4 separate regions of the Homo sapiens genome follow, and regions 1, 3 and 4 are each linked to region 2. A link is a loop called in an ENCODE intact Hi-C map of the cell type or tissue named here. Cell type or tissue: mammary epithelial cell. All regions are shown on one strand. Links, peaks and the distances in the headings refer to the core of each region. The heading gives the core; the rest is flanking DNA. Region 1 overlaps LOC105377999 (a long non-coding RNA gene). Region 2 has its middle 21 kb from the start of ARHGAP18. Region 3 overlaps ARHGAP18 (Rho GTPase activating protein 18). Region 4 overlaps ARHGAP18 (Rho GTPase activating protein 18).

Region 1 (8,329 bases), core at 2,253-7,252, 210 kb after region 2:
GGTGAAACCCCATCTCTACAAAAAATACAAAAATAAGTCAGGTGTGATGGCATAAGTCTGTAGTAGCTAGTTGCAAGGCTGACGCGGGAGGATCACTTGAGCCCCTGAGGTTGAGGCCGCAGTGAGTTATAATCACGTCACGGCACTCCAGTTTAAGCGAAAGAGCGAGACTTTGTCTCAAAAAAGAAAGAAGAAAGAAGAGAAAGAGAGAGAAAGAAAGAGAGAAAGAAAGAAAGAAAGAGGGAGGGAGGGAGGGAAGGAAGGAAGGAGAGAAAAAGAAAGAAAGAGAAAGAGAGAGAGAGAGAGAAAAAGAAAGAGGAGGGAGGGGAGGAGAGGGAAGGAAAGGGAAGAAGGAACAGGGAGAGGAAAAGGAAGGAAAGGGGAGGGAGGGGGACATTAAAGAGAAACAAAAAAATTACAGACCAATATTCTTCATGTATGTAGACACAAAATTATTTTTAAAATATAAGTAAATCAAATCTTGAAATACATGTAAAGGATGATACACTATAACCAAGAGGGGTTTATCCTAGGGCTTCAATAAATGAGAGAAAAAAATAAATGTAAAATAGGTGAGCAAATCAAATGTATACGGTAAGATGGCAAAAGTAAATACAAATATAAATAATTAAATGAAGGTAATTGACCGAATATTAAAAAAAAATTCGGACTTCCAGAATGGACTAAGAAACAATAACAACATACCTCATAAATGCAATGTATATTAAGAAAACAGCAACCATATGTAGTTTCCTATATATAACAAAACAGAAAAGTTGAAAGAATGGGAAAAAAATCACACAAATTAAATAAAAAGAAAATTGGTGTAACTCTACTACGGGTTGATTATCACTTATCTAAAATGCTTGGGACCAGAAGTGTTTCAAATTTCAGATTTTTTTGAATTGGGGAATATTTATATGTACATAAAGAGATATCTTGGGGATGGGACCTGAAGCTAAACACAGAATTTATTTGTTTCATATACACTTTATACACATTGTATTTTGTACAATGTTATTAATAACTGTGTGCATGAAACAAGCTTTTCACTGCATTTTGACTGTGACCCATCACATGAGGTCAGGTGTGGAATTTCCTACTTGCGGTGTCATGTCAGTGCTAAAAAACTTTAAGATTTTGGAGCATTTTAGATTAGGGGTACTCAGCCTGTACTAGCAATGATAACAGACTTTAAGCCAAAAGGCAGTAGTAGAATTAATAACAAGAAAGCTTCAATTCACTGGGAATGTTTAACAATTCTAAATTCATATGTACCTATAATATTTACATGGCCTCAAAGTATATAAAACAAAAATTAACAAGAGCTACAAGGAGAAATAAAAAATAATGAATATTTGCCTCATTTTCTCACTTGTTTTTAATTCACTGAATTATGTTGTATTTTGTGCTCATTTGTTAGTTGGTTTGAAATTTTTTTAGGACAAACAGGGATACAGCTTAATTAATTGATTTTAAAACTCTAATAGTGAGACCTCACCTAAATTATTAAAATTTATCATCATGGTCCCTAATCCCCTTCTGAGAAGGAACTGGAAGTGTGTTGTCTTGGTAAGAAAGCCCCTCCTTTGGGCCTAGGACCTCTCAACAAATGCTACTTTTTAATGAGACTTTCCTCTTTTGGTCAATAGATTACCCGTAAATTAATTGAAGCCTTAGGCCTTGGATATAAAGCAAGTAATGTGACTTCATTAAAATACTAAAGTTACAGTGACAATACTATCTTTGAAATTAAATGTAGGAGTTGCATCTCTTGTTTTTATTTTCATTTTAAATCTTATTTATTCTTTTATTTGCTTCTTTTGAAGTTTATTTAATGGTAATGCACACAAGAGATACAAGGTTGAAAACACATGAATGGAAATATTTTTTAAAAATTCATCTCTTTGGCCTCCGCTACCCAAGCCCCAGTTCTAAATTGTACAGGTAACCCATGTTACAGAAAGTTAGACTACCCAACAAATGTTCTTCACCTCGCTTTTTTTTTTACTATTTACCCTAGTCACTATTTCATATCAGTTTATCGAGTGGGTACCACATTTTTTTTAATGTCCTGCATCCTGCATAACATTCCTGCATGGATGAAGCACATTTATCTTACCTGCCCCTTTGCTATCACAGACAGCATTGCAATGAACAGCATTGTATACATACCTTTGTGTTCTTGCTGGAGTGTATTTAAAGAGAAAATTTTATTAAGTGAGTTGGGTAAAACGGTACAAATGTGCGTTTAATTTTGATAAACATTGCCAAATCATCCCATAGTTAAAAGTTCTACAAATGTACTCTCCCAACAATTACTGAACGTGCTTGTGCCCCTGAACTCTTGCCAGAACGGTTTATTATTACAATGTTTATCTTTAGCATTCTGATTGGTGAAAAATAGTTTCTTGTTGTCATTTCAAGAAGGACTATTCTTATGAGGGGGTTGAGTATCTTTTAAAAATACTATAAAATAATATTAACAAAAATATGAGTATAACTAATATAGTGTTATGATTATAAACACAATAAATCTATCATAAATATGAAATAAGTAATATAAGATATACTATTTGTCAAAAAAAATTGCATTACCAATCAGATGAAAGCCACTGTATACCCTTCCCTAGTTGAATTTCTCTATCTCGTTATTTCAGAAGTATTTGCTACCTTGAATTTAACATTTATCATTTTCAGGTATTTATGTAGATCTTGCAACACATTTATTTACTCCCAAATTACATATATTTGTGTATATGTGTGTGCATATAAGTAGTTGGCATGTTTTTAAATTTCATATAGTGTCATATTGCAAGTATTCATCCTGCAGTGTGCTTTTTGTCCTCGACATTATTTTGTGATAATTCACTCATGATATTTATGCAGCTCAGATTCATTCACTTTCTACTGCTCAGTAATCCATTGAATGAATATATAACCATTTATTTATTCTACTATTGATGGTCCATTTAGGCTGTTTCCAATTTTTGCTCTTTGTGACAATGCTACTATGAACATCATTGTAAACATCTCTTCATCGACATAGGAGCAGACCTGCTGGGACCTGCTGGGTCACAGGGTTTGGATTCTTCAGCTTTACTACATATTGCCAAGTTGCTTTCAAACGTAACTGTTCCAATGTATGCTTTCATCAACAGTATAGAAGAGTCCTCTTGCTTCACAGTTTTGCCAAACTTGGCTTTAGAAAATATTAATTTTTTGCCAATAGGATGCATTTGAAACAAAATTTCTTACAGATTTAGTTTTCATATGCCTGATTATGAATAAGACTACACATCTTCACAGATGTGTAAAAGCCATTTGTGTTTTTCCTTATGTAAACTACCTGCTGTGGTGTTAGCTCATTTTTTTCTATTAGGTTATTGTTTTTTGTCTTATTTTTAATTGCTTTGTAGAAAGATTTTTATTTTAGGAGATTAGGTACCTGCTACCTTAACTATCATTTTTTACCATCAATAGTTTTTCTAGATTTTCTTTTTTCTTGTGTCCTTATTTATAGTACCTTTAAAACCAACTATTTAAATTTATATATTTTATATATATTTACATAAATATAACTTTATATAAATGTGATCACATATAGGCATTTTGTATGTGTGCAATGTTTTTCCACTTTTTATGTGGTTTTCTCCTTAGTCTCTCCTACTTTTCCCCTCATGTGGCTTCCCTGTTCCCCCTACAAAGATAACTCATATTATAAACTTTACATTAATTATTCCATACTTTTACTGCATTCAAATGCCTCTATACGACTTGTACATTTATGTACATACTCTGCAGGATATTTTAATTTTGTCATTATTTGGTTTATAAACATGCAATTATGCTAATACAAATTTTTTTTGCTTTTTATATTTTCATTTAACAATACTTTGGGAAAATACCTCTAAGTAAAACTGTGTGATTCTAACTCATTTTTCTAATGGCTCCTAAATTTTGTTGTATCAACAAAAATTTTGCTAAGCAAAAATCACAGCATAGAAAGTTACAGGGACCTAAAGAAGGAAAATTGTACTTAGTCAAGATTTTATAAATATATTTTGGATATGTATATGCATGAACTTTAAAGTGACATTAAGAGGTACATTTTACTCCATAAAATTTGTTGTTGTGGAAATTAAATATATGAATGTATATGTACTTCTTTTGCTTATATACTTATGTATCTATATTATATATAATTTTGTATATGTATTACATAAATATATTTTTTATATATTAGAGATACCTATCATATATTATATATTTATGATATTTATTTATATTATTTATATATCTTATATGAGGTAAATATATATTTATATATTACATAAATGTATAGTATATATAAGCATATACTATATATGTGTAATATGTGTATACTATATATTGTGTATATATCTATACACACACATAGAGAAAGTGAGAGAGACAGAGAGAACAGAGCCAAGTGATAGGAAGTACACTCTATTCCTGGCTCAGTAACAGACTGTGTGGAAGTGGGGGAATAATTTCACTCTGTGGACTTCAGTTATCTCTCCTGTAAAATGGAGGATAGAGTCAGGACATAGACGGCTCTTCCGACGAGGTCAGAGTTCCTCAAGGCAATTTAGGAGGAATCCAAGGTTTGCCAAGGCTTTGCATTCACCAGCTGACATGGCGCCACCACGTGGTAATAGTGTAAACAATTTAAAATGTATTGGATCCGTCAGCTTTTAAACATGATTCATCAATGTTTAATTTGAGGAATTAAGATTATTTAAACTTTGGTGCATAAACTGAGACTTTATTAATATGTTTATTTTTCACTATTTGAAATTTGCATAAAATGTGACTACACTGTATAGACAGGGAAGTTTTGAAATCTAACATTGTTTCTGTAACACAGAGTAACAACCAACTACATTTAAAAATGGGGAAAATATGATAATAGAAGAATTATTCACATCAGAAAGTATATTTTAAACAACAATATACAACATCTTTAATAGCCATATGGTTAAAAAAACTTTTCAAAATGCCTAAAGTTCCTGAAATTAGTTTAGTGAGTGGGGTAAGCGCAGAGTTGGGTGAAAAGACACAAGAGTACCTCAAGAACTTTTATTGTTAATATTATATTATCGTTTAGACTTCAAAATATTTGGGATTTACACTAAACTGAAGCACATTACACAATCTAGTAGTGAGATAGTAAGTAGAATCAAAATAGAGTATCAATTTTGTTTATTTAATATTTACATACGTATTGTCGTTTATTGAAATAACTGTATCAACTCTTGCTGCTTTTAGATATTTGATTCGTTTTTTTAGTAAATTATTAATTTTAGTACAGTTTTAGATTCACAGAAAATTTGCAAAGAAATGAATTTCCATATACCCCGTACCCAATTTTCTATGTTAGCATCTAACATTACCATGGCTCATTTGTCATAACTAAATAACAAACATTGATACATTATTATTAATTAAAATTTGTACTCTATTCAGATTTGCTTAATTTTAATCTAATGTTCTTTTTCTGTTCCAGGATGGCATATTACATTTAGACATTATGTCTTCTTGTGTTCCTCTTGGCTGTGACAATTTCTCCGATTTTCCTTATTTTTGAAGGCTTTGGCAGTTTTGAAGAGTATTAGTCAGGTATTTTGTTGACCGTTCCTCAATATGGGATTGTGAGATGTTTTTCTCATGATTGGACTGGGGTTCTGGTTACTTGGAAGGAAGACAACAGAGGTAACGTACCATTCTCTTCACAGAACATCAAGTATTCATACTGTCAACATGACCTGTTACTATTAATAACCATGATCTTCTGTTAACCTTGATCATCTGGCCAACGTAATGTTTTCCAGATTTCTCCATTGGAAAGTTACTCTTTTTCCCACTTTGCCTGTAATACCCTTTGGAAGGAAGTCACTATGCAAAACCCACACTTAAGAGGTAGGTAGAGAGCTATACTCACTTCCTTAAGTAGGAACTATGAGCATAAGTTACCCAGAATTCCGTATATTTGTCTCTTTTCCACATTTGTTTATTTATTCAGCTATTTATATTGGAAGAACTCATGAATATTTATTTTATACTTTGGATTACAATCCGTTACTACACTATCTATCTTGATGCTCAAATTGTTCTAGTTTGGGCCATTGGGTGTTCCTTGAGGTTGACTTCTCCTTTCCCTTTGACACACTCCCATCGTTTTGGTTTTGAAGCACTTCTTTACTTCCTGACACTACAAGATGCTCCAAGCTCATCTTGTATATTTCCTGCCCCAGTCTTAGAATCAGCTATTTATTCACGTTCTGGTTCATTTCATTTGAGAATGGTATTAGAAACCAACCAAGATGTGGGCACGAGGCGTGACTTTTGTTGACTTTGGATCCTCCCTCTGTATGTATTTACATAAACGCTTTCCTCTCCATGTCCTGATCATCTTAAAACTGAGCTTGTTTTAAATAGAGCTTTGAAATTTTTAAGAATAGTTTAGTCAATAAGACTTCTTGCACTCTTGCTAACTATTGTTTCAATTATTGCTACTGTTAACACCACTACTCCACTAATGGTAAAGTTTGTCACTCTCAAATATGAATTCCGGATAAAAGCTTTCTGGAGAAAAATATATGAATTATTTACGCACTTTTCCTCACTACATTCCTTTTCACTAAATCAGCAGCCAACAAATATGTGTCTCTAAGGGAATAAACAGAGCTGTGTGTACATATGCATACAGGTGTTTCCCTTTAGGCTTCTTATTGGAGCACATTGCTAGAAGAAATCTGCCAAAATTATTAGACTTTGATTCACTTGCAAGCAACACCTGTGTGTTCTCTTCATCTTTACATTTCCAAGGCTTAGCTCAATGCTTGATACATTCCAGAGGTTTCCTAAAGGTTTGCCGAATAAATTGCAGAGCCCCCTGGAACATGGTGAAGTTTACCATCAATCATTTAAATGCATCTCAGGGTTTGTTTTGTTGTTGCTGTTGTTGTTGTTGTTGCTGTTGTTCTTGTTTTGGGGGGGATTTTTTGTGATAAGTTTTTGTTGTACTTTATCTGCTTGTTTTTGCTTAGGAAGGCTTCAGTGACAGTAGTTAAAGAAATTGTGGTCACTATCACATTTTTTTTTTTTTTGGTAGAAACTGATTTCATCTCTCTGATACTGTTTTATCTGAGCCATGGTAAATTAATCACAGTTTTAGGCTTCTTCTTCACTGGTAAAATAAAGCCCAAACTGCTCATTTAAGAGAAAATGCTTGGCCAAAAGAAGCCTGTAAAACCAGAGTGTGCTTTTCCTTGATTCACAGTAAAACATGAACCCTTTATTTGAGCTCTTTATGACATGGAAAAGCATTTCTATGTATTGTGTTGAATAAGCTATTCTTCCCCCGGATGGTATTGAATTTAATTAGAAGAAAATATCTTCATGAAAATAAAGCTTTAATGATATACTGCTTCATTTTAAGACCATAAGTCATCGTATCCTCTAAATGGTGGGATAATGATGCTGAAACAAAACACTAAAGAGGGAAAAAGTTATTCATTTGGTGTTCAGTCTTTCTGTGGAAAACGTGTGTTTTTATTCTTTATCTTCCTTATATTTTTACTTCCAATTTCCCACTTAAAAGAAGATTCTCTTGTATGTTCTATTTTAATTTTACTCTAGATTCAGTACAATTTCATAAAATGAAATTCATTTAAATATAATTCAGGAACCAAGCCATCTTGAATGAAAGTATTTTGAGACAGCACTCAGGGTTTCAATATAAACACCGCCATCATCCATCCATTCATTCATTCATCCACCTATTAAAAATCTGTGTGTCTGTTGCCATCCTGGTGCTGAGAAAACATGAGTGGGAAAGAGAGATTCATCACCTCAGCAATTCGCAGGGAAGAAGGAAAAAGAAACTGAATAACGTAGTAGGATGGTCCTAGCTGAGTGAAAGAGAGCATGAGACCTGGATATGACCTGAAGTCTGGTTATATAAGAGTTTGTATGAGATAGCCTCCAAAGATAAAGTATTGTGCACAAGTGTACAACAAACGGGGTAGGTGAGAACTGAGACAACCTGCAGTCTTGTCTCTGGGCACTAGTGTTTTTCTTTTTCTGTCTTCTCTTTTTAAATAACAATTAACATTTATCAAGTGTTTGCCCAAATCTGGACACTGATCTGAATATTTTGTGTGTTCTTAGTTAATACTTCATTCTTCACAACAGCTCGTCACAACACTTGGTGCACTGAGACAGATTCTGTGTTGCCTGGAGTAGGCATTGTAACTCTCATTTCCATTTTGCAGATAAGGAAACAGAAGCACAGAGAGTTTAC
Region 2 (8,329 bases), core at 1,147-6,146:
CAGCTTGCTTACTTTCAGAGTACTCTCTGTACTCTGTCTCACCATAAGAGGGGTATGAGGCTGTTCTTTTAGCTATTTTTAGTTAAACATGCACTGCTAAAACACATACAATAGCCTAACATTTTAAAAAAGTGACAGCCTTCATTTCTCATGGGAAAGAACTGGTTATTAATTTAGATCTCCCTTAGACACTCTCTAGAAAGGCCCAATTACCTGAAGTATGAAAAACACTTCAAGGTATGACACCTATAACATGTTGACATGGAATGTGTCTCACTCTTTATTCTACTATTGTGCTATACTGAAGTTATTTATACTTCCGATAACCCCCTTTCCTCTGCTGTGCACACACATACACATATGCACACAGACTCCATAGGATTCTGTTTCCTGAGGGCAGGAAGTTCCATCCATTTCCCTACTCTCAATATGCCATCTGGCACACAGTCATTCATTAGCATTTGTTGAGCAAATATGCCGAAGTGCCAAAGTAAAAGCCACTGATCTGCCCAAGGACACGAGTAAATGCCTCGAGAGCTCTGCATCCCCACAAAGGAGGTGGATGGGTCAGTGTCAATCCTGAGAACAGCAAAATCAAGAAATAAGGTAGCTTTAAATCCTTGCTAGAATAGTTATCTGGTTAATAAATGCTGGAAGTCTGTGGTAAGAATAAGCTGTTGCACTGAATCAGTTATTAATACAACCCTATATCACCTGTGAAGGAAAAGTAACATCAACTATAAATTCTGAAATTGCAAGGAAAAATAATCATTTTCACTCTATGCTTTTACCTCCCCTCTCCTAAAGAAACCAGAACCACTGTCAGATTAGCAATGACTGATTTCTCAATAGTCACAACCTGTCTTTATCTTATTGAGCTTCAGAATACATGATAAAATTGCACCAAGAGAAGAATATGAAGTCCTTGATTCTCTACAGCACAGCATTAAACCACTACTTTAATCACTAATCAACAACCATAATTTAGCCTAATTATAAATTACAAGTATCTAATTTTAGAAGATCTTTGCTTTATAAATCCTAGACACTGGAGACATTATTAACTTAGCTCCTTGAAATTATTCCAGGGCCGGAAACATCCCTTGTACATTCTTGCTGCATGTATCTGGTCTAGAAACAGACCTGTAATCAGGATCTTTTCTTCAGGTTTCTAGGGGTCAGAGCAGCCATCTATTTGGTATGAGTTGAGCATCTCTGAGAAGGCAATTATATGCCACCCACCCAAATCTCTCTTCTCCTTATACTTGAAATATCCCCTTGGGCCTCAGATTTTATTTTAATCGCTCCCCCAAGGTACTGGTCCCAGGAAATGTGGTAAATTCAAGCCCTTATCAATGTAACAAAGACGCGAGTCAAGGAGATCCCTGAAATGGGAAAAGAAATCCCAGAAAGGAAGGGACTAATTTGTCCCAGAATATACACACGTGCATGGAGAACATAAGCCTTTTGCTTGTAGCTTTGAACTACCACCAACTATGTTTCTGTTGGGTGTTGAACATTTTCAACTAGAACTGGGACAACCGAAGTATTATCTTTACCAGGTGTAACTACTGGCATAAAAAAAGAAAGGCAAAAACCACTGTGGTCCTTCAAGATGTGATGGGCCAGTGACATCGCGCTGAATTTTCTGATTTGTAAAATGAGGGGTTGTGCTGCTCCTGGGGACCCCCGCACACCTTTAAGCTCCCACATGATGGGTCTATGGTATATATCTATGGCGCAAATTTCACTGGCAGTGTGATGGACCACACTTTGTACATGGGCAGGTCATATAGGTATGATGATGACAGTCGCCAACTGATTCAAAGAACAGTGTCCCAAAACTCCTGACCTCTGGAGATACTGGACAGTCAAGAGTACTAAGCAGCAAAACAAATGGGGGAAAAATGTTTGCTCCCCTGGCCTCCTACTCCTTGAGCGGCCTTCTATAGGAAATTGCAAATCATTGAGAAAGCTACAGGGGGCTAGGCACAGCGGCTCACGCCTGTAATCCCAGCACTTTGGGAGGCCGAGGCGGGCAGATCACGAGGTGAGGAGATGGAGACCATCCTGGCTAACATGGTGAAATCTCGTCTCTACTAAAAATACAAAAAAAATTAGCCAGACATGGTGGCGGGCGCCTGTAGTCCCAGCTACTTAGGAGGCTGAGGCAGGAGAACGGCGTGAACCCGGGAGGCAGAGCTTGCAGTGAGCCGAGATCGCACCACTGCACTCCAGCCTGGGCGACAGAGCGAGACTCCATCTCAAAAAAAAAAAAAAAAAAAAAAAGAAAGAAAGAAAGCTACAGGGTAGCAGCTTTAGCAAGTGAATGCTAGTAACTTTTTTTTACCCTGAAAATCGCACAGTGGTGCTGATGATTAGTCATTCCTGATCATCACATGATGCTGAACTTCATGAAGTACAACGGCTAATGTGTATGGTCTTCCCGTTAAGACAGAGGCAGCCTAGTAGAGACTTGGCTTTGGAAAAGGAAGCTAGTATTAGGAGTTTATCTTTACTGTTTAGAGTTGACTTTATCTCAAAGGATGTCAGCAGCATATATCATGTGACAGCGGATCAGTCACGACACCTCATCTAAATGCAGTCATCATAGTACGTGGTCTTCCCACTGCCTTGCCTACCGTCCATAAAAAGAGGGTCACTCTAGTCCCTGACAGCCATGCCTTCATACCATCCACCTCCAGCCAGAACTAATAATTCAGGGGTAGCAGTGTGAAAAAGACCAGCAGCTTCAGGAATTTTGGGTTCCAGAACTGATATGGATACTAATTAGCTCTGTGCAAGTTAACTTTTCTCTGTCTCCATGTCCTAAACAATGAAAGGGCTGATTAGACCATATGAGCTCTCAGCTCCCTTCCATCTTCAGTGATTCTTTGATAATAATATAAGTTATCCAAATGGTATCATTTATTATGATTGCTTACTGTGTGCCACGCACCATACTAAGTGCTTTTCATTTATCATCTATTTTAATCCTTGCAAAAAGAGAGGAAAATGACATTATCCTCACTTTATAGATTAAAAACTGGCCGGGCGCAGTGGCTCACGCCTGTAATCCCAACACTTTGGGAGGCCGAGTCAGGCGGATCACGAGGTCAAGAGATCGATCGAGACCATCCTGACTAACATGGTGAAACCCCGTCTCTACTAAAAATACAAAAATTAGCTGGGCCTGGTGGTGCGTGCTTGTAATCCCAGCTACTTGAAAGGCTCAGGCAGGAGAATCGCTTAAACACAGGAGGCGGAGGTTGCAGTGAGCCGAGATTGCGCCACTGCACTCCAGCCTGGTGACAGAGCAAGACTCCATCTCAAAAACAAACAAACAAAAAACCTTAAGACTCAAAAATGGAGTTTACAGAGTTCTTCCCTGCTTATACCTTTCAGTCAAAGGGTGTTCTTTGTTTAAAAATCACACACAAATTCAGTGAGACAACAACAAAAATTCACGTAAAACCAGACCGAATATGAAATAGTATTATTCTAACAATTCTATTTTATCAACTGATGACTTCACTTTTTACTCTGCTTTTTTAAACTGCCAAATCAAGTGAATAGATTCATTATTTTAAACACAGTGTTGCATAAATCTAGATGATTCCTCTGACAAACCTCTAAGAAGGTGTATGACAATGATACGCAGGTACTGAAATCAAAAGCAGCTTTAGGAAAACTAATCTTCCGTATCTAGGGCCTCGTGTTAAAAATGCCTTCGTCAGGGGTGACTCCACTTCAGTGCCAAATGTCTGTCATTCACCTGCCACTTCCATCAAGTATTAATATGAAAAAAGGCAACGTTTTTACCTGTTATAATGAGGTGAACTTTTAGCTTTAATTTGATTGCCACCTGCTGGCTAAAAGACACAACCTTCCTTCCGCAGCAAAAACTGCTTGGTAACTCAGAAGGATAAATGCAAACAAATGAAATTCATATCATTAGCAAAGCCAGCGCTCACTTCTACCAGGTTGTCTTCTAAAAGGAAGGGAACTAATATTTAATGTGTCTATTGTATGTCAGGTGCTATGCTAGGTGCTTCAGATTACTATATTATTACATTTAATCAGTTCCAAACCATGTGACATACCACCATTTTGAAGAAGGAAAAACAAGCAACTGCCTTCACATCACACAAACAAAAAGCAGCAACAATCCGAAACTAGGTCTCACCTAGACAACTTTTCTTCATCATCAGCATATCCTCATTCCATGATTCCATGATTCCACCCTACCATGGGATGCCCTAGTAATCTCATGCTATCCAGAAAATATTGGTGAGCTGAGGCTAAGAAGCAGAGCTATAATTCACTGTAGAGTCACAAAGCCTTCCTGATATTTCACAGGGAAGCAGAGGCAGGCCAGATAAATACCTCAAAACATTAGCAGGGAGAGCCAGCAACAATTAGTCAAAGGTAGAACGAGAAGACTGTGAAAGTCATCAACAGAAGCAACATAAGGGGATGAGAAAAAAGACTTGAATAATTACAAACCTTCAGTCCTTTAGCAAAAACAAAAACAAAAAAAAGAAAATAAGGAGTGTTGGGTATTTTTCTTTGGTCCATTTAGGAAAGACTCATCTGCTCACCCATCTCCTGGGGGTCCCTGGGTACTGGTGCTGTGTAGCACACACATGGCCCAGCGCCTGGCCACCAAGAGCTCACCATCTTGTTGGCCAGGCAAATATAAAGGAAGGCTTTCGTGCTAGAGGTGCTCAGAGCCCCTCTCTCACTCTTATCTACCATCTCCTTTTGTCTTTGAGAGCCTTTACCACTGAAAAAACAACGGCTAGTGTTTGAGTGATAACTTTGTGCCGGACACTGTTCTAAGCACTTTAATATATTAACTTAATCTTCACACAATGGTAAGAGATAACTGGTATCTTTAATCTCTCTTCCATAGATAGGAGGGTAAGCAACTTGCCTGAGATCACACAGATCTCTTAAGCTATGGAACCAGTGTTCAAATCTAGGCACTTTGAGGCACTTTGTTTCACAATTCATATCTTTAAAAAATAGTTTACGTGGCCTCTCAGAGAATCATGATCGCCTTGGTTTCGCAGAGGAAGACTAGGAACAGAAAGATCAAGTGATTTATCATATGTTGTACAGTTTAGAAGCCAGCAAGGCCACAAGTGGAACTAATTCTCCAACGATTTGTCAGTCCAGTTATCTATTATTACTATCATGTTGCTTCTGAAAATAAGAATAATGACACAACAAGCAGAAAGAACATACACATGCTAAGGACATGCTAAGGAAGTTCAGGGTCAGGTTGTTGGGAACAGAATCTGCAGTAGTAATGATGGTGGAATGTGCTTATTCCAGCAAGGCTGCTGGAGGTTGGGAGTTACCTCCAGACCCAGCCCATCAGGCTGAGAACCCTCTGTTATCTTGGAGGCCAGCTCTACTCCACAGAGAGGCCTGGCACGAAGAAACAATTCTGTTAGTGAGAAGTGATTAATTAGACATCACAGATAACCCCTGTACTTGGAGGAAGCATGTGAACTTCCATTTATATGGTTTATCAAATTAGAATGATCATCAACTTCTGGGGCAAATTCAAATGTCAGCTTTATGTTCTAGCGTCAATTGGAAAGAGAATAAAATTACAATCCACTCCAAACACCACTACTCTGAAAGTAACACCCACACAAAATCATATCCTCAGATGAAATTTTACTTGGAAGTTTTAGGAGGAATAATTATCATTTAACAATCATTTTTCACTTTGTCTAAGACCACGATAATTGGGGAATATAGTTATAACTAGCATTTACCACCAATCAAAATATTGACACCGAAGGCAGTGTTTAATGAGATAGATCAGGAATTTAACCGGTCCAGAATTAAGGACAGAAAATCACAAACTGATGATCACCAGTGAGTAGACCTAAAGGAATTTGATGAGTGTTTCTACCTTGATTACATGTATTCAATTTCATAGGACACTAAAGCTTGTATTGCACTATAGTTTAAAAATTTTTTTCCACCATATAATGTGTACGTGTTTTCCTTTATGAGGGCTATTGGAGGAAGGGGAAAAAATGCAAGTAGAGAAAGGAAAAAAGTAGGATGGAAAATGTAGGAGATTCCACAGAGAATTTTATAATAATTATAATATTCATTGTTATAAAATACTTTATAATCATTGCCAATAGCTTGAAGATACTTATATCCTGCTCTGCCCCTGAGCTAAATAAACTGAATTTGAGCTTTAGTGTAACATTTCAAGAAAAATATGTATCTAGAGAGGATAATCAGAATGGTATGAAATTCTCAAAATATATATGAGAAAAAGTGGAAAGAAACAGGAATGCTTGCCTTTGAGAAGGAAAAAACCATTCGGAAATAATAATAGCAAACATTTACTGAATGTGTTTTATATACCAGACATGGTGCTATGCAATTTACATGTATTATCTCATTTAATCCTTACAACAACCACATAAGGTAAGTATTATTGCAATTTACAGATGAAGAACTGAGGATTAGAAATACTCACTCTCATCCAAGATCATGAGTTCACAAATGGGGAAGGTAAAACCTACCGGCAGGTCTGCCTTATGTAAAAGCCTAGCATCTCATTCAATCTGCTGTATGGCTGCAATGTAAGAAACAATTGCCCAGCCTGTATTGTAGAGACCGTGTTGATAGACAGGTTCTAGTACCACTGCTGCCACCACCTGGGAATATGACTTTAGGTAAATTATCATCTCAATACATTGCTGTCCCCTCATCTACAAAGCAGCAGTTTGGATGATCATTAAAGATTTTTATTACTTAGATTCTATAACTCCAAATATTTGAAAATGTATTGAATAGGAAATGAATGAATTTTGTTGCTCCAGATGGCAGAATCAGAAGAAATGGGCTTATACAGAAACTGATTGTCTATAACACATGGATTTTTCTGGCACTTCTATAGAATAAAATGGAACAGAGAAACATACAGAATAAGAGAATCAATAAAAATATAAGTCCCAAACTCTTTCAATGTTAAATACATTTACATTTTAGCGGTATTTTCATATATTTCCTAATAATGGTATAGTAGAACCAAAAATTTACCCTGAATTCAAATTTTACAAAATAAAATTCTAAAATTATATTCTGTGCACCTTCTAATTATTTTCCTATCTTTGAGGCAGTGACTTTCAAAAAAATTAAATTCTGAATATCTTAAATGCTAAAATGATTTTAGTAATTTGAGGCAGTTAAAATGTAATTTTGCAGTGCTAATGAAAAGTGTTTTAAAACATCTATAATCTACCAAAAAAACATGTTGACATATTTGTCAGAATAATCCATTCTAAAATATAAATGTTTTAGATGAATTTAATTATTTTTCTTTCAAACTAAGGCTACGGTAAATAAAATTTAAGATATTGAGAGAAAATCCATATCGTCTAGCCATTCTACTCTAAAAATTAACTTATTACTTCTATGGGGATGATTTGCAGTCTTGATTTCTGTTCTCAATTTCTCTCCATTTAATGCTAGGTCTTGCATTTCTGGCTACCTGCTGGATATCTCTGCTGGGCATCCCTTCAACATCTCAACTCTGAATGCACATCTTGCCAGCCTGTGGAAATTACAGAAAGGTGTCCCTAAAAGAACTTTATGAAATGTCAGCAATGAGCAGTCCTCAGTATCTCATCCAATGTAACCTGAAGAGCAGACCAACTATCAAGCCAGCAGGACCATGCCAGTAGGACTGGTTTATAATCCCACTGGGTTAACATATCCAATGAAAGATCATGTGGATCTGAAAAGAAGCATAGCCAAGACAGGAAAAGCAGATACATGCATGGGAAATGGCGGCATCTCTCCAAATGAGAGGCCAAGGACCTTACCAGCTTGACATGGACACTGACTAGACCTCATTATTGAGAGAAATATCCCAAGTCTATTCTATCTGGCAACCCTTGTTTTTGCTTACAAACTTGTTTTTTTCTCATAACATGGCTTCGCATGTTCTGCCCAAAAGTAGACATAGTACTATGCAAACCAGCCAAACTCAAGAATTTCAGGCCAGGCGCAGTGGCTCACGCCTATAATCCCAGCACTTTGGGAGGCCGAGGCAGACAGATCACCTGAGGTCAGGAGTTCAAGACCAGCCTGGCCAACATGGCGAAACCCCGTCTGTATTAAAAATACAAAAATTAGCTGGGCGTGGTGGTGCACGCCTGTAATCCCAGCTACTCGGGAGGCTGAGGCAGGAGAATTGCTGGAGCCCAGGAGGTGGAGATTGCAGTGAGCCGAGATCACACCATTGCACTGCAGCCTGGGCGACAAAGCGCGACTCCATTTCAAA
Region 3 (8,329 bases), core at 1,979-6,978, 62 kb before region 2:
CTGACTCCCAGTCAGGAAACAGCATAACCAAGTATCCTCCATTAGGACAGATTGTATCGTGACAGAGGAAACACATTACTCTTCAACTTTATCACCAGGGTAATAAAGACAGGCAATAAATACTCTTTTATTGTTAATTATTTTCACTCTGTGAACTTTGACAGTCCAACCCACTAATCTTTTGGCTAAAGAACAATTAGCCACAATGATAGCACTTCACATATTCTCCACCATATCCACACGTACTGAAATCTCCTTTGGAAAGAGCTGTTCATACTAAGATTTTAGCAATCGCAAACTGAAGTCCACCAGGGTGACCTGGCAGCCAGAAGTGTTTTGTTTGGCCAGCAGGGTGTTTCAAACATTTTTAAATTGGTTTACCATGTTTTTTTCTTGTAACATGTTTCTCTGAGCAGGCAGCAGGTGTGGTGGGGCTGGCCCCTTTGAACAGGTTATCTACCTCCCAGTTTGGCACAGCCCCCACCAATCCCATCTGAAAGCTATGCTATCTATGGGTCCCTGTGGGCCTCTGGGTTTGCAGCCTCTGCTTTACTGCGTTAATATTATGGGATTAAAATGGCATGACTCATTATCTCGAACCCATCACCAATGATTGGCATCTGAATTCTGCACCAAATAGGGCTTGCTTTATCAAGACAGCAATAAACATAGCAGGGGATGGGGAGATAGGACTGAACTGATGACCAGGTAGGTTGATTGTGGTCCTTCCTTTATCAGTAAATAGCAGTATTACTTTGATCAAGTCACCTACCCTCAATGGATCATGGTTATTTCCTCATTTGTAAAATAGGAAAGTTAGACTGGCTACTTAAGGTTTTTTTTTTTCAACTTTGAAATCCCATGAGATGTTTCTTACCCAAATTGTGTACAAATAGAGGAATTTTCCCAGGAATAGAGATGTTAGTAAAGAGTGGAACCTGAGAAATGTGGTGTCTTAGGAGTCACCTAGACTAGAATTTGCAACTTGGTTTCATCATTTTCCATGAGATCAAAGGCAAGTTATCTAAAACTCTCAGAGCCTCAGTTTCCTCACCTTCATTCATTTACTCAAGATTGAAGTAAATGAATTTGAGCATCTACTATGTATCAGATACACTCTAAATGCTGGGGATTTAGTAGTGAACAAAACAGTCCGTGGTCTGATGAAACTTACACATTCTAGTGGCAAGGAGACAAAAAGTAAACACAAAGATGTATAACCAGTCAGGTGGTGAGAAGTGCTATGAAAATAAATTAGGTGGGTTAAGAGGATGGGTGGGTAGCAGGGAGCAGTTTATTATAGATGGAAGAGAAGACCTCTCTGATGACACTTGAGCAGAGACCTGAATGAAATGGGGGAAGGGGATAGCGGGCAGGGAGTTTCAGCCATGCAGATATCCGGGTATAGACTGTTCTAGGTGAATAGTTATTATTGAAAATTTGATGATGTGAGAAGCAGAACTCTGACAGAGCCTTTAGCACTTTTTAGAAGTGTGATAAGTTCCTTTCCTCCCACCTCTTCATTCCCCACTTTCCCTCTTCTATGCCTGTTTGTCTTTAGGATCTACTCTCTGCCTTTACATCAGCCCCAAACACAATACAGCAAAGTAGAACAAGGGTTTAATTCCACATTCTAACCAATGACAATCTACATCTGTCAAATCCTATTTTTAATAATCAAGTAAAAAGGCTGGTGCAGTGGCTCACGCCTGTAATCCCAGCACTTTGGGAGCCTGAGGCGGGTAGATCGCTTTGAGCTCACAAGTTCGAGACCAGCATGGGTAACATGATGAAACCCCATCTCTACTAAAAATACAAAAAAAAATTAGCCAGGTGTGGTGGTGCATGCCTGTAGTCACAGCTACTCAGGAGGCTGAGGTGGGAGGATGGCTTGAGCCCAGGAGGCAGTGGTTGCAATGAGCCAAGATCGTGCCACTGCCCTCCAGCCTGGGCAATAGAGCCAGATCCTGTCTCCAAAAAAATAAATAAATAAATAAAAAATAATCAAGTAAGAGAGCCAAGTCTTGCCTCCACTATGTTCTGCGAAAGAACCTTTCATAATAAAATGCTCTAAAATACAAACAGGTAGTTAATAACAACATAGAGCAGAGCAGAAGAGGTTAAGATCACAGTCTCCCTATCAGAAAAGCCTGGATCATATCCCAGCTTTGTTTGCTGCCTGCATGACCTTGATTAAATTGCTTAACCTCTCTGAACCTCGGTTTTTTCACCTGTGAATGAGAGACCAATAATGTTACCTCTTTTCAGAGTTCAGGAGAAACTTGAATGAGATACGTACATAAAACACATGCAATTTTCTTGGCACAGAGGAAAGTGCTCAATGATGTGCATCTCTTTCTATCAGGACTTTTAATTACAAGCTACAGAAATCAACTCTGATATCTTTGCCTGCTGCTAGTCTACTGGCAAAATAAATACATTAAAAATATAAATTAAAATAGAAAAAAATTAACTCTGATGAAACCAAGCAGAAGAGAATTTTATTAAAAGCTTACTAGGTGGCTCCCAGAATGTCCAAAAGCCAGGAATAATGCCTCAGATCACGCCATGGACTGATCCAGGAGCACCAGGGAGCAGCAGATGATGATGCTCACACCAGCAATGCCTGTAGCAATTGACACTGCCCTCTTTTTCTGTGGAAAAGAGGGTTATTCTGCCTCCCAGCAAAGCTCCGAAAGTAGAGAACTCCCCACACCAGAATGAGCGCTCAGATGCTGGGCAGCCAAAAGAACGGCAAGTGTCTAGCCACACCACTAATGCAATACAGTCCTCCTCCCTCCATATAATGGGGATTGGCTTCAGGGCTCCCTGTGGATACCAAGCCCTGTGGATGCTCAAGTCACTGAGTTGGCCCTCTGTTTCTGTGGGTTCTTATTCACAGGGCCAATGGTATACAGTATCCTCATCAAACCACCTTTGGAGCACCTACTAGTTGCTCATGCTACTTCCGTCACCAAGAATGCCCCTGGCCCTCTCCACACCGTTCAGCCACATCCTGGAGGCCCCCACTCTGGGATGCCTTCAACCTGACTCCAGGGCCTGCCTCCACCCTTCCCCAGCTACTTCTCTTGCAAAGTATCCTATTATAAACTGATTTACATCCTGACTATACCTGCACATACAGACACCAATGCTTCTTAGAAGTAGAGATCAAAAACAAGTGTATATACAGTTGTAAATACCACATCCTGGTTTACTAAACATTTCTGTGTATATCTCATCCCACAAATAAGGTTACAAGTCTTAGTTGATTGGGAACACCATTCTTTTCTCCTGTACCTGTTAAAAGCTATTTCCTATTCTTTGTTGATGCTTAATAGCACTTCCTTTAAATCTGGGATGAAGCATAGATTTTTTATACAGAGGGTCAAATGTCTAATTCATCTACAAATACTCCTTTGTTAAAAAAAAATTCAAAGTCTTATATGGAATGAGAAAAGTAATCAGTCAATATTGTTTCACAATATTGAAGCACTTACAAATTATAATACATTTTCATTTTATAAACTCATTTTTTTTAATCTAAAGGGAGTAAAAATATCTTCCCACTCTGGGAAGTAGGGGAACCTACACTGCCCCAATTTTACTAAGAAAAAAATATATTTTTTTTTCCCATGGAATAATATCCCCATCTTGTGGGCACTGTTGTTCAATGTTTTCAAAAATCTTAGCAACATTTTTAGAACAGTGACATCTCTTAATACTTCTCAGGGATAGATAGAATTGAACTACAACCCCTATTTGGCCCATAAGCCAAAAGTTCCCTGTATCTTTAATAAATGCTTTCTGCACAAAGCATTCAAAAATTTAATATAATCAAAATCTATAATGAGTCAGGCATCAACCAGGTCTATATCAAAAGAAAAATATATATGTGTGTGTGTGTGTGTGTGTGTGTGTGTGTGTGTGTTGTGTATGTGGATATATATGCATATATATCTTTAGATTCACGGGTACCTAAAGAGAATTCCTGCCGTGAAAGGATTCTCTACTCACATGAGTAATAAACTCATTCAGGAAACATATATTGAGATCCAAAGTGTCTAGTAAGGCATTGGCTATTCCCTTCAGGTCAGGATTTGCCAAGCAGAAGGCAATACATACATGGAGGGCAAGGAGAAACTGACAAGAAATTCACTGGTTCCCAGCAGGCTCTTGGCCAAGGACAGGAGTCTGATAATATCTGCCTGGGCTCTTGGCCAAGAGGAGGAAGGTTACTGAGCATTTAGAAATATGCATGCACAAAAGAATTGAAAATCAAGAAGGGAGAGGAGGGTTATGAAACAATGAAACAATGGAAAAGCAAGGGAAGAAAGCATCAGTGGTATCTTTTTCATCAAAGGAAAGGAAAGACATGCACATCTATCAAAAGGAAGTAAAATGGAAGTGAGGAAAGAGGCTGACAATAGTTTCCAACTCTTTCTCCCTCTGTATGTCAAATGCCCCTTGGATATGCAAGTAAATCTGCAACTTCAAGATACCATAGATATGTAAAGTTCCCTAGTCAGCTACCTGCCATCCATTTGGAATTATCGTGTAACAAGCTTATCTGGTCTTGTTTATATTAATTTCCCTCATTCAAATAGTTCTTCTCTAGAGATAATGTTTCCCAAGCCAGGACATGATATAAACCCACTATTTCTGGCCATATTTATTTCAGATGACCTTTTTCATTGAAGAAGGGTATCAGTGCATGGAGCACATGTGCAATATAAATACAGCATCCTCAACCCCTAGTCCCCAAACCATCAATTTACCCAAATAATCACACACACACACACACACACACACACACACACACACAGACACACACACCATTAAAAACAGTCTATGGACTCAGTACATTTCAACATCTCCAAAATCTCTTTTAAATCTTTCTAAACCATAAGTCAGTCCCAGGGCAGCCTGGTCCATCTGGTCCCGATTCTTCAGCCTGATGTTCAAGACTCTATGAGCTCTGCCCAGCTTTTCTCCATTCCTCGTCGGGTTCCTCTCCCACTTCTCCCTTCAAGTCCCCCACTATGGCCAAACAGTACCAGCTGCCGGAGCCCACCAGGCACTTTTCCTACCCCAGAAGCCTTGCCTGTACCGTCCCCTTCTGTCTGACACCCTCCACACTTCCCTAACGCCCACACTGCAGTGAACGTCCTCCACTCGATCTCTAAACGTCTACCATGTTGTGCACTGCTCTTCTCCAACACTCACTGAATGACTCCACAATTATGATGAGACCCCTTTAGTGATAGTCTGAGGCTGCAGGGAGAATTGCAGGTTTTGAAGTCCAACAACCTTGCTGCTGACTGGACACAGAACTCTGGGTATAATATCTAACCTCTTTGAACACTTGTTTCCTTATTTGTAAAATGAAAGAACAATACCTATCATCTTGCATGGCTGTTAAGAGGACTAGAAATATTCACATAAAGGGCCAAATAGGACTGCCTCAACTCCAGAGAAATAAAACAATTACGCGGTGTCTGTAGGACAGGCTGTGTGCTCAGTGAAAACAGAGCCAGGCACTACTCTCCTCTGTGGTCTCCGTACTCCAACTGCTGTGCTTGGCATCTAACACGCACTTTTTTTTTTTTTTCTTGAGACGGAGTCTCGCTCTCTCGCCCAGGCTGGAGTGCAATGGCGAGGTCACGGCTCACTGCAAGCTCCGCCTCCCGGGTTCACGCCATTCTCCTGCCTCAGCCTCCCGAGTAGCTGGGACTACAGGCGCCCGCCACCATGCCAGGCTAATTTTTTTGTATTTTTAGTAGAGACGGGGTTTCACCATGTTAGCCAGGATGGTCTCGATCTCCTGATCTTGTAATCCGCCCACCTCGGCTTCCCAAAGTGCTGGGATTACAGGCGTGAGCCACCGCGCCCGGCCCTAACATGCACTTTTTAAAGTCAGGAAAAATAGGCCAGGCGCGGTGGCTCATGCCTGTAATCCCAGCACTTTGGGAGGACAAGGCGGGCTGATCACCTGAGGTCGGGAGTTCAAGACCAGCCTGACCAACACGGAGAAACCCCGTCTCTATTAAAAATACAAAATTAGCTGGGCATGGTGGCACATGCTTGTAATCCCAGATACTTGGGAGGCTGAGGCAGGAGAATCGCTTGAACCCAGGAGGCGAAGTTTGCAGTGAGCCGAGATCATGCCACTGCACTCCAGCCTGGGGAACAAGAGTGAAACGTCTCAAAAAAAAAAATAAATAAATTCAGGAAAAATAACTAAAATAATATAGATCAAAATGTTAATGAAGCTATATTCAAGCAATGGTTTTATAGGCAATTTATTGTTTTATTTGTACTTTTCAGTATTGCCTTAATTTTCTAGAGTGAACAAATATTATAAAAGTTATGCTAAATATATTCACTATGACACCATAATTTTGGCACACTATAATCCCTGTTACACATTGCAAGTAGAAATTACATCAACTTTGTATCTATTTATCTCTTATACTTTGTATAATTTTTCTCCTCAGGCACTTATGCTTGCATAAAGCTACTTTGCTGGACTGAAATAAAGACAGTTTTTATTAAAATTCCCCTTAAATTCAACTCCAAAACACCTCCTCAGAATTTTATTTGTGACTACAGTGTGTGCTAATTTGGTTATCAGGTTCAAGCTTTCTCTGGTCTAAATTCAACTTTTTTAAAAAAGGAAATAAACCTAAGAGAGCTTACATTATCACTTCATGGATATCTCATTATTTTGACATTCCCACTTTCTTATATGGTAGGTGTCTACAGTCACCTGGAGTTTTAGTATTTTAAATATTCTTCAATATATTGTGCAAAGTTAACGAAGTGGAAGATGGAGAAATTCTCTATTTCAGAACTGAGTGGCAACAATGTGCCCATTAAAATGAAAAGGAAGATCACATATCACAGGTAACGTTTTTCCTGCATTCTGGTAGAGAATATTCACACCGAGGATGGAGGGTGGTACCCTCTCATAATTTAAAAGCAAAACAAACTGCCTGAAGAGAAGGCTACGTTGGTGGACAGTTAAATTATTTGAAAAGTCTCTTATACCACCTACTTCGCATCAAAAGGAGACTCATTCAGATTCACCAAAAGTATGTGAAGTCGTAACTCTTTTTTTTTTTTTTTTTACTGCCTCCCCCCACCAAGACTTTCTCAGCCTACTCCCCTCCTCTAGGAGCTGCCAAATCACAATGCTCTGCTCCCCTATTCTCACCTGCTGGCATCAGCAGGAACCCAGCTCCCCGTCAAGACCCCCTCAGGTTCCTCCCCTCCACACAGATCTCTACTTCCTCAGGCCTTCCTGGAGTCCCAAGAAGTAGCTGACTTTTACCCAATTCCCAATCTGATGTCAGTTTTTAACACTTCCCAGTACTAAGCCCTTCCCAAGATAGAAAACCTACCTCTTCAAATCATAACATTTGCAGTTACAGTATCTTAGAGATGTCAGGAGTTAGAAGCCATGGACACCCTCTAGTTCAGTGGCTGTCAACCTTAACACACTTGTCTTTAACCTAATACCTATTTTATAATCTTCACCTTTATGATTCTGAAGTAAAGTTCAAGTAATTTATCTATACATAATCCTGTGTGTATGCATATGCCCTTTATGATAATATTAAGGAGAAATAAAGGAAAATAATTTAAAATAGGTTTCTCAATATGTGCCTGGACACTAACAGACATAAAATGAAGTGGTCAACTGTTTATTATATTTACCTATAGAATGAGTTCACATTTGGAAAAAAATAAGATCAGAAAACATTCTGCATGAGAAATACAAAAATTAAAAGGATAAAGGGACACGTGTGTTCATCTTCACAAATGAAGATGTGAATTAGGGCCAGGCGCAGTGGCTTATGCCTATAACCTCAGTGCTTTGGGAGGCTAAAGTGGGAAGACTGCTTGAGCCTGGGGGTTCAAGATCAGCCTGGGCAACAAAGCAAGACCTCATCTCTATAAAAAAAAATTAAAAATTACCCAGGTGCAGTGATGTGAGCCTATAGTTCTATTAATAGCTACTCGGGAGGCTGAGGTGGGAGGATTGCTTGAGCCCAGGAGCTAGAGGCTACAGTGAGCTATGATCGTTTACCTGCACTCCAGCCTGGGTAAACAGAGTAAGACTCTGTCTCTAAAAATAAAAAATAAAAAACTTGAGTTAGATTAAGCAGAGGTGAGACTGACTTGTACATGACATCTTCTCAGGAATGCCAAATAGGTCATTCTAGACACCAGACAATTCTTTGTTTGGCAAGTCTGTCCTGAAATTGTAGAATGTCTAACACAGCTGGAACCTGCCCTGCAAATGATGGGACAACATAAAACACCC
Region 4 (8,329 bases), core at 1,236-6,235, 110 kb before region 2:
TAACTTTTTCCTTTATGACGTACATCAGCATGGAAATGAAAATCATCTGTGAACATGAAAAAGGGGATTATCTTGTGGTATGAGGACAGACATTGGATATTGTGACACTTAATCGAGATGCCATTCAAAAGAACGCCAGTAACCCAGTAAATAACTTTTCAGTTTGGGAATTCGGAAAAGATGCAATCTCAAGGATGCCAAGGGTCTAGGGTATAACATAAAATCAGTATCTTGGATAAGACAAACAGGTATTAAATAAAAATGGAAAGAAAGTCTATTAACAGTGATAGCCTTGATATAAACAACTTAACGTTTCTTTGCCAGGATGCAATTCTAAAACATAAGAATTAAAAAAAAAAACTCTTAGCCACTTTAAAAATCTTGGGCACTGAACCACAACTGTTTAAATTGTATTTCTATTTTACGTTTGGAGAAGGCTTTGTGTAAGCTAAAATACTCAAAGGAACTAAGCACAGAATGAGGTCTTCTGGGGCCCAGCATGACAGGACCAGAAGGGAAGGTACACTTCAGTCCTACAGAGTAATTGCCTCTAAAACCTAAATCAGGTGAATACTTGTCTTTGTGAATGTTACCACAGCAATTCAATAATCCTCATTCTTGGTTTCTCTTTAGGAGATACTTCTAAGGTTAAACAAGAGGACAAAGATTCCTAAGGTAAAGCCTTGTCAACAGAGAATTATGTGGATTTCAATACCAATAAATTACTGGAGAAACAAAAACTGAAGAGGTATCTGTTCTCTATTATATCATTAAAAATAAACTGTTTATTTAATGGGTAAAGCAAGGTACTTACAAAAAAAACAAAAAAAAAAAACCACTCCATATTTCCATGATGAGTACAATCTAGTGGTATTGTTTTGTCACAATGGTGGTATTTTCTTAATAGGGGAAAGAATGTCTTTGCAAAATAGGTAAAATTAGAATGTCCAGGAACAAAGGGGCAGACTACTAACTAGCCCATTTATTTGCTATCCAATGAATAACCAAAAGTAGTCACTTAGAATCAACTGTCTTAAAGTCATTTTTCAAGATCTGATTCTGGAAATAAATAAATATGTGTACCAAATATGTATCTTTTTAAATATATAGTTTTTAAAGGAGAAAGCAAATGAGTTAAGAGTCCTTGCTTCAGAATTTCCTTCTATGAGAATTAAATTCTTTGACTATGCCTTTATTCTCTATAGTCTAGGACACAGTGTATCTCTATCGTTATAAAACTTTTGAAGGCAACATCTTAGAATATAAACTTTAGATGTATTCAAGTGTTGGTTTATTTTGCAGGTGTTTTCCCTGTCTCCCAGAAATACTGCAAAAAAGCCAAGTCCATCCTTGCTATTTTAGAAATAAATCCAAGGGTTTATCATTTCATGATTACCTTTTGTTTTGATTTTCACAGCTTTTTGTTGTTTCAGCTCAATACCCAATACATCATAGAGGGCAGTCAGCTCAATTAGGGCTAAATGGCAAACTTTCTTCATGTCCTGGGGTGCGAGGTCACCAATCCTTGTGGTACCCGTTTTGTCTTTTGGCAATCTGAAACTCTAAAATAAACATCATTAATATAGTAAAAGCTTACAGTACCTAACCTCCATTGTAATGCAGGAAGGAAAAACCAACTACAGAAAGAAGTTATACTCAGAATAAGTGATAAGAAAAGCCACAGAATTTCTCCAGTCAGAATGAAGAGTGATCCTGTCATGATGACGACCCCTAAAGCTGTGGAGGGTTCGGGAGTCAACTTCCAAAGTCTGACAGACAACGGGAACAGACCGCAAACTCGGAGTATTAATACCAGTGGCTCAGAGGACAAGAGAGACAGTGAACCAGGAGAAAAAGACTTCTAGTTAAGTGACCTTCAGAAAAGGATGGCTAGAAGTCAAGCACAATCCATGAGGGGGAAGGGGAAGAAGAGGTGGGAAGGGAAGGGGAGAAGGAAGGGGAGAGAGAGGGGGAGGGGAGGGGGAAAAGAAAGAGGAGGGGGAAAGAAAGAAGGAGGGGGAGGGGAAAAGGGGAAGAAAAGGGGGAGGGGAGGACAGGGGGAGGGAAAAGGGGGAGGGAAAAGGGGGAGGGAAAGGGGGAGGGAAAGGGGGAGGGGAAAAGGGGGAGGTGAGGGAAAAAGAAGAGGAAAAAGGGGAGGAAAAGGGGGAGGGGAGGGAGGGGGAGGGGGAGGGGGAAACGGGGACAGTGAAGGGGAAGGGAAGGGGGAGGGAAAAGGAGATGAGAAGGGGAGAGAGAAAAGGAAGGGGAGTGGGCAAGGGGAGAGGGAAAAGGAAGGGGAGCAGGGAAGGGGAGAGGGAAAATGAAGGGGAGGGGACGGGAAGGGGATGGGGGAGGGGGAGGGGGAAACAGAGGAAGATGACATGAAGAAGACAAGTAGGGGGGAGAGAAAGAGGAATACTAGCCATGAGTGTATGCTTAGAACATGCCAGGTACCCTTCACATACACTTATGTATCTTTTAATTGTCACAAAAGCCAAGTAAGATTGGTCCAGAAAGGCTACAGCCCATTGGGGTAAGAGGGACACAGGGGAAACGAAGAGCATGGACTTCAGAGCTTACCAGTCACCTATCTACTTACTAGTTGTGTGACTTATGGCAATGGCTTAACCTTTACTTCTGTAAAATGGGAGATGGAGGGGGAGGGAAAGGAGGAGAAGGGCAACAAAAAGAAGAGGATGGGCCACTGAATTCAGAGGGCTATTGTGAGATTTAGTGCCCAGCACTGCCCAAGTGCTTTTATGTGGTTGCTACTGCAGGTTGAGTACACCTCATCCAAACTGCTTGAGACCAGAAGTGCTCTGGATTTCAGATTTTGAAATATTTGTATATACACAATGAGACATCTTGGGATGGGTCCCAAGTCTAAACACAAAATTCATTTATGTTTCATATACACATAGCCTGAAGGCAATTTTACAAAATATTTTAACTAATTTGAATGAAACTAATTTTGTGTTAAGTACTTATGTGTGGGATTTTTCACTTGTGGCATCATGCCAGTGCTCAAAAAGGTTCTGATTTTGGAACATTTAGGATTTTGGATTTTTGGATTAGGGATACTCAACTTGTATATTACTTTCACTGCTGAATAAAGTGGGACTAAGATGTTGCTTCATAATCACAAGCACATGGTGTGTTTTTCTGCCTTTCTCAAATATCATCTTTTAATATTAAACACATTAAACATCAGAAAGCAAACCACAAGATAAAAAGGCAAATTTCACTAGTGTGTACATTTAATACAAATTACAATTCCATTGTGTTTACCTATTACTAAAACTGATCATTCTCTTACAGTTTGGGTTTACCTTTGAATTTTTCATTTAATTCAATTGCTGATTAGCTGATTTTACTGCATCTATTTTATTCCCTTTGCTTTGGTACTTCTTGCGTCTTATCATTAACACTTCATCGTCTAAATGCTAGGGCAAAAGACATGTCCTAAAGCAGTAATTCTCAAAGTGTAGTCCAGGGACCATTGGGGGTATCCAATATCCTTCCAAAAAGTTCAGAACTATTTTAATAATTAGTAATGAGGCATTATTTTGCCTTTTACACTCTCATTCTCTCGTGAGTATAGTTTTCCAGATGTAAATGAGTGCTACTGCAACAGACTGAATGCAAACGTAAATATGATAATCCAGCTGACTTCAACTAAAGCCAGACATTACAGACTCACTAAAATTAAAACCATGATACACTTAATTTTCTTTAGAAAATATGGCTATTTTCCATTTTGAGAAAAAGATATTTATGTTAACTATAATATTGTTATATTAAATGGATTAATATTTTTTCAATTTCTCAATTTTATTTTCAGATATGGTAAGTGTCCATAGGTATAACCCACATAAACAGAAGGTTTTTGAGGCCCTTAATAATTTTTAAGTGTATGAAGGAGTTGTGAGATGAAAATGTTGGAGTCAGTCTCCTACAGCAACTCGTAAAACCTATGACTTTTAGTAAGTGAGAAACTAATTCCCTTTAAGCAAACTCAATTCAAAAGAGAGCCTTCAAGTCCACTGTAAGAGGAAAGGGGTCTTTCTTAACCGTTCGTAATGTGTTTTTTTTCCTAGGAGAACATCAAATAAACAGCAATGGACATCACTGAAGATGGGGCCTAAGCAAATTTCCAGCAGGGGGCAGGATGGCCTCCATGGGGCACTGCACAGGGCTCAAGAGAGTGGAGTCAGACTACAGGTGGCAAATGCTGTTTCCATCACTTACTATGTGACCTTTGGCAAACAATGTCCCCTTCTGTGCCTTAGCCTCCTCATCTGTAGAATGAGAACAACTGAACCTAACTTACAAGGTTGTGGCGAAGATCAAATGATAAATAGCACTCAAAAAGTATTACATATTATATTTTTTTCATGGAGCTTTTAAAATAATATCAACATTTCATGGTCTTCCTTTATTCTTATGTGTCATGGCAAGGTAAGAAAAAAATGATAATAATAATTATCTTATCGAAAAACAGTTCATTTAATCCTTCAAAAGTCCTAATAAGAATTATTACAGCATCTTCTAGGTGGGGAAACTGAGACTCAGTTAAGTGCCTTAAACATGGCCACAAAGCCAGTGATGTCATGAAGATGCAAATTCAGTTCTCCTAAATCGTAAGTTTTGTAACCATTCTGTTCTACTCCATTTTTCCCATCCACCAGAGTAGGCAGGGAGATATCTAGGTTGATAGGTGTTGATGTGGTACTGTGAGCCCCTCAAGGAGAGGAGCCACTTCTTAATCACTTCCGTAACGCTGTTGTACCACAGACCTGACACACTATGGGTGGTCTGTCATGGTCCACTAAATGAATGGAGACACACATCCTACAGGGAGGCGAGCATAGAATCAAACTCAATGAGGTGGAGGGCCATTGGCTTCGTGTTCCCCTGATTTTCTGTGATTTCTACTGAGTTTTCCTTTTTAAAAATCACACAAAACTGGTCACATTTTTCCCATGTTTGGTCCTATATTTCTGCTAATTGCTTCATTTTCTGAATGCTGAACCAACCATATTTACCTTTTTTTTAAGCCCTAAATGTTTCATTAAAATCAGTTGCTTTGGGTCTAATAAGTCAAACACATGTAATACAGCCGTTTAAAGCATTACCCAAGGTAAATGTTTACAGAATCCTGAAATATTATTAATTCAAACATTTGATTTACCTAGCGATATATGTCATGAGCTTATTTATTTATTTAAACATTGTGCTTAATGAAGGAGTTAGTTCTTTATCCCAATGTTTAATTCATAGCAGCAGCTTTAAATATTTATGAAGTTTCCTGTCGTTTTTTGTTTAGTTAATAGACTGAATGGTTCAGTTCATTGGCTAAGAGAAAGCAGTGAAATTTCAGCAAGAGAAAAGTTCTCTACCTCTTGAAAAATGTGTTTAAAGAAAATAAGACTGGGCATGGTGGCTCACACCTGTAATCCCAGCAATCTGGGAGACTGAGGCAGGTAGATCACCTAAGGTCAGGAGTTCGAGACCAGCCTGACCAACATGGTGAAACCCCATCTCTACTAAAAATACAAAAACTAGCCGGGCGTGGTGGCAGGTGCCTGTAATCCTAGTTACTCAGGAGGCTGAGGAAGGAGAATCACTTGAGCCCAGGAGGTGGATGTTGCAGTGAGCCGAGATCGCGCCATTGCACTCTAGCCTGGGCAACAAGAGTGAAACTCCATCTCAAAACAAAAAAAAAAAAAAAAAAAAAGGAAAAAGAAAAGAATAAAAATTTTCAAAAAAAAATGTAAGGTCATTGATTCCCTTGTGTTACCATAAATTAACTAGGTAGCTTTCCCTGGCGTGTTGCTCTTTTGTAGGATTTGCATGAGGGGCCCCTTAGGCATTTCATCACTAATAATAAACTTGACTTTTTTACTCATCAGATCACTCTAGCTTTGACTTGGAAAGCAAGAGAAAGGATTCAAAAGCTTAGTCATTAATGTCAAGCCTCAGCATGTCAAGTTACCTCTCTAACATGTTTCCATGTATGAAAAATAGGGGTGTCTACCTCCTAGAGGTCATCTAATAAATAATTACAGAGCATAATTTCTGAGATATAACATGTATACACTAAGTAGCTAAATTTTCAAACTAAAGCAAATTAAAGGTTATAAAACCTGATCTCCAAATTTAAGAGGAGAAATTTGAATCCACGATGAGAGATCATAAAGAATTGACAAAGGTTGCTCGATGCTGTGAGGAAAAGGAAGTGAATATGAAATGAGGTCAACAGAGAACAATGTATTACATAAAGCCTACTGCTTATTTACAGAAGTAGAGGAGCATGGAACAGAAATGGAACTTAAGGTTTTATCTACTTAGACACCTGCCTCAGAGTAGTGAATACAAATCTTACTTTTTCAACCATGGGAAAGACTTGTAGAAATTTAACAATGAGTCCATACCTTCTAGAAGACAAACGGACTAAAAAAGAGTTTCTATAGATGAGTATATGCATATTTGCATAAAAAAATACATGGACAGATTAACAATAATGTCTAAAGCATGCAACCTAAATCAAAGGTGATTTCATATATTTATTTGATCTAATATAAGTTCACGATCAGGAAAGACTGAACAGGAAAACTGATCTTGAGCTAGTCTCTGAAGAATAGATTAAAGTTTCCTTGGCAAATATGGAACAACAGAGGGGTAGAAATGGAGAGGTCATTTTAAACTTTGGGCACAACTTGAATATAATTAAGAAGGTAGGTGAAGGTAAATTAGTTAAACAGAGAAGAAAATGGCAGAGGGAGTTTTGTTTTGAAAGCTCTCAAGTGGAGATGAATTATATTTCATTCCACTGTTTGAGTCAACAACTTAAAAGCCAACAATGACTTCATTTTGTTTAATTAGATTCTACTGTCCTTCAATTTAAAACCTTTCCATATTTTGTGATGAAGACTGTCACTTTGAAAACATACTTATTGGCCAGGCACAGTGGCTCATACCTGTAATCCCAGCACTTTGGGAGGCTGAGGCAGGCGGATCACAAGGTCAGGAGTTCGAGACCAGCCTGGCCAACGTGGTGAAGCCCCGTCTCTACTAAAAATATAAAAAATTAGCCAGGCATGGTGGCATGTGCCTGCAATCCCTGCTACTCGGGAGGCTGAGGCAGGAGACTCACTTAAACCCAGGAGGTGGAGGTTGCAGTGAGCCAAGATGGTGCCTGGGTGACAGAGCGAGATTCCATCTCGAGAAAAACAAAAAACAAACACACACAAAAAACCATACTTTTCCTGAGGATAGTCTGGCAGAGTGGATCATCATTTTAGGCCACACTTGCATACTCTTTTACTTTTCCCATTAGGTATAAACACAGATTTTCAAAAATATACAAGAAGGCCAGGCACAGTGGCTCATGCCTGTAATCCTAGTGTTTTGGAAGGCTGAGGTGGGTGGATCACCTGAGGAGAGGAGTTCAAGACAAGCCTGGCCAAGATGGTGAAACCCCATCTCTACCAAAAATACAAAAATCAGCCGGGCGTGGTGGTGGGCACCTATAATCCCAGCTCTTTGGGAGGCTGAGGCAGGAGAATTGCTTGTATCCAGGAGGCGGAGGTTGCAGTGAGCTGAGATCACACCATTGCACTCCAGCCTGGGTGACAAGAGTGAAACTCCATTTCAAAAATATATATATATATGATATATATTTATATATAATATATATTATATATGATATATATTTATATAATATATATGATATATGATATATATTTATATAATATATATGATTGATATATATTTATATATAATATATATGATATATGATATATGATATATATTATATATTATATAGATATATATTATATATGATATATATTATATATTATATAGATATATATTATATATGATATATTATATATTATATATGATATATATTTATATGTAATATATATGATATATGATATATGATATATATTTATATGTAATATATATGATATATGATATATATTTATATGTAATATATATGATATATGATATATATTTATATGTAATATATATGATATATGATATATATTTATATGTAATATATATTATGTATATTTATATATATTATATATTATATATTTATACATATGTATTATATATTATATATAATATATATTATATATAATATATATTTTATATTATATATTATATATAATATATATTTTATATTATATATTATATATAATATATATTTTATATATCATATATATTATAACTATACATTATATATTATATATATTTATTATATATTATATATCATTATACATTATATATTATATATTTATATATTATATATTATTATATATTT

The links. Hi-C counts contacts between places; a loop is a spot of excess contacts. Peaks named below come from ENCODE experiments on the same cell type or tissue, not always from the same donor. Only the 100,000 strongest peaks of a DNase experiment are listed, where the experiment ranks them.
Region 1: it touches region 2 in a loop (15-fold over the local background); 7 of 110 quality-filtered maps call a loop at or near these places.
Region 3: a loop joins it to region 2, with 11 times the contacts of the local background. A loop is called at or near these places in 23 of 110 quality-filtered maps.
Region 4: it touches region 2 in a loop (6-fold over the local background); 19 of 110 quality-filtered maps call a loop at or near these places.

The regions. Positions count from the first base shown.
Region 1 is chr6:129,932,082-129,940,410 of GRCh38, forward strand. It overlaps LOC105377999 (a long non-coding RNA gene), which reads left to right. Exons shown (of 8, transcript XR_942986.3): 6 at 5,531-5,643; 7 at 5,760-5,943. Among named protein-coding and RNA genes, the nearest start is that of TMEM244, 75 kb to the left of the region's middle. In mammary epithelial cell, for the core only: a CTCF peak has its summit at 4,659 (motif pointing left); a DNase peak (open chromatin) is centred at 4,640.
Region 2 is chr6:129,726,826-129,735,154 of GRCh38, forward strand. No RefSeq gene overlaps it. Among named protein-coding and RNA genes, the nearest start is that of ARHGAP18, 21 kb to the left of the region's middle. In mammary epithelial cell, for the core only: a CTCF peak has its summit at 3,885 (motif pointing left); no DNase peak of the experiment used is centred there; H3K27ac peaks cover 491 bases.
Region 3 is chr6:129,663,576-129,671,904 of GRCh38, forward strand. The region is part of intron 1 of ARHGAP18 (Rho GTPase activating protein 18); the gene reads right to left. Among named protein-coding and RNA genes, the nearest start is that of ARHGAP18, 42 kb to the right of the region's middle. In mammary epithelial cell, for the core only: no CTCF peak of the experiment used is centred there; a DNase peak (open chromatin) is centred at 4,196.
Region 4 is chr6:129,617,291-129,625,619 of GRCh38, forward strand. It overlaps ARHGAP18 (Rho GTPase activating protein 18), which reads right to left. Exons shown (of 15, transcript NM_033515.3): 6 at 1,397-1,562. Among named protein-coding and RNA genes, the nearest start is that of ARHGAP18, 89 kb to the right of the region's middle. RefSeq lists a silencer at 2,440-2,640. In mammary epithelial cell, for the core only: a CTCF peak has its summit at 4,149 (motif pointing right); a DNase peak (open chromatin) is centred at 5,971.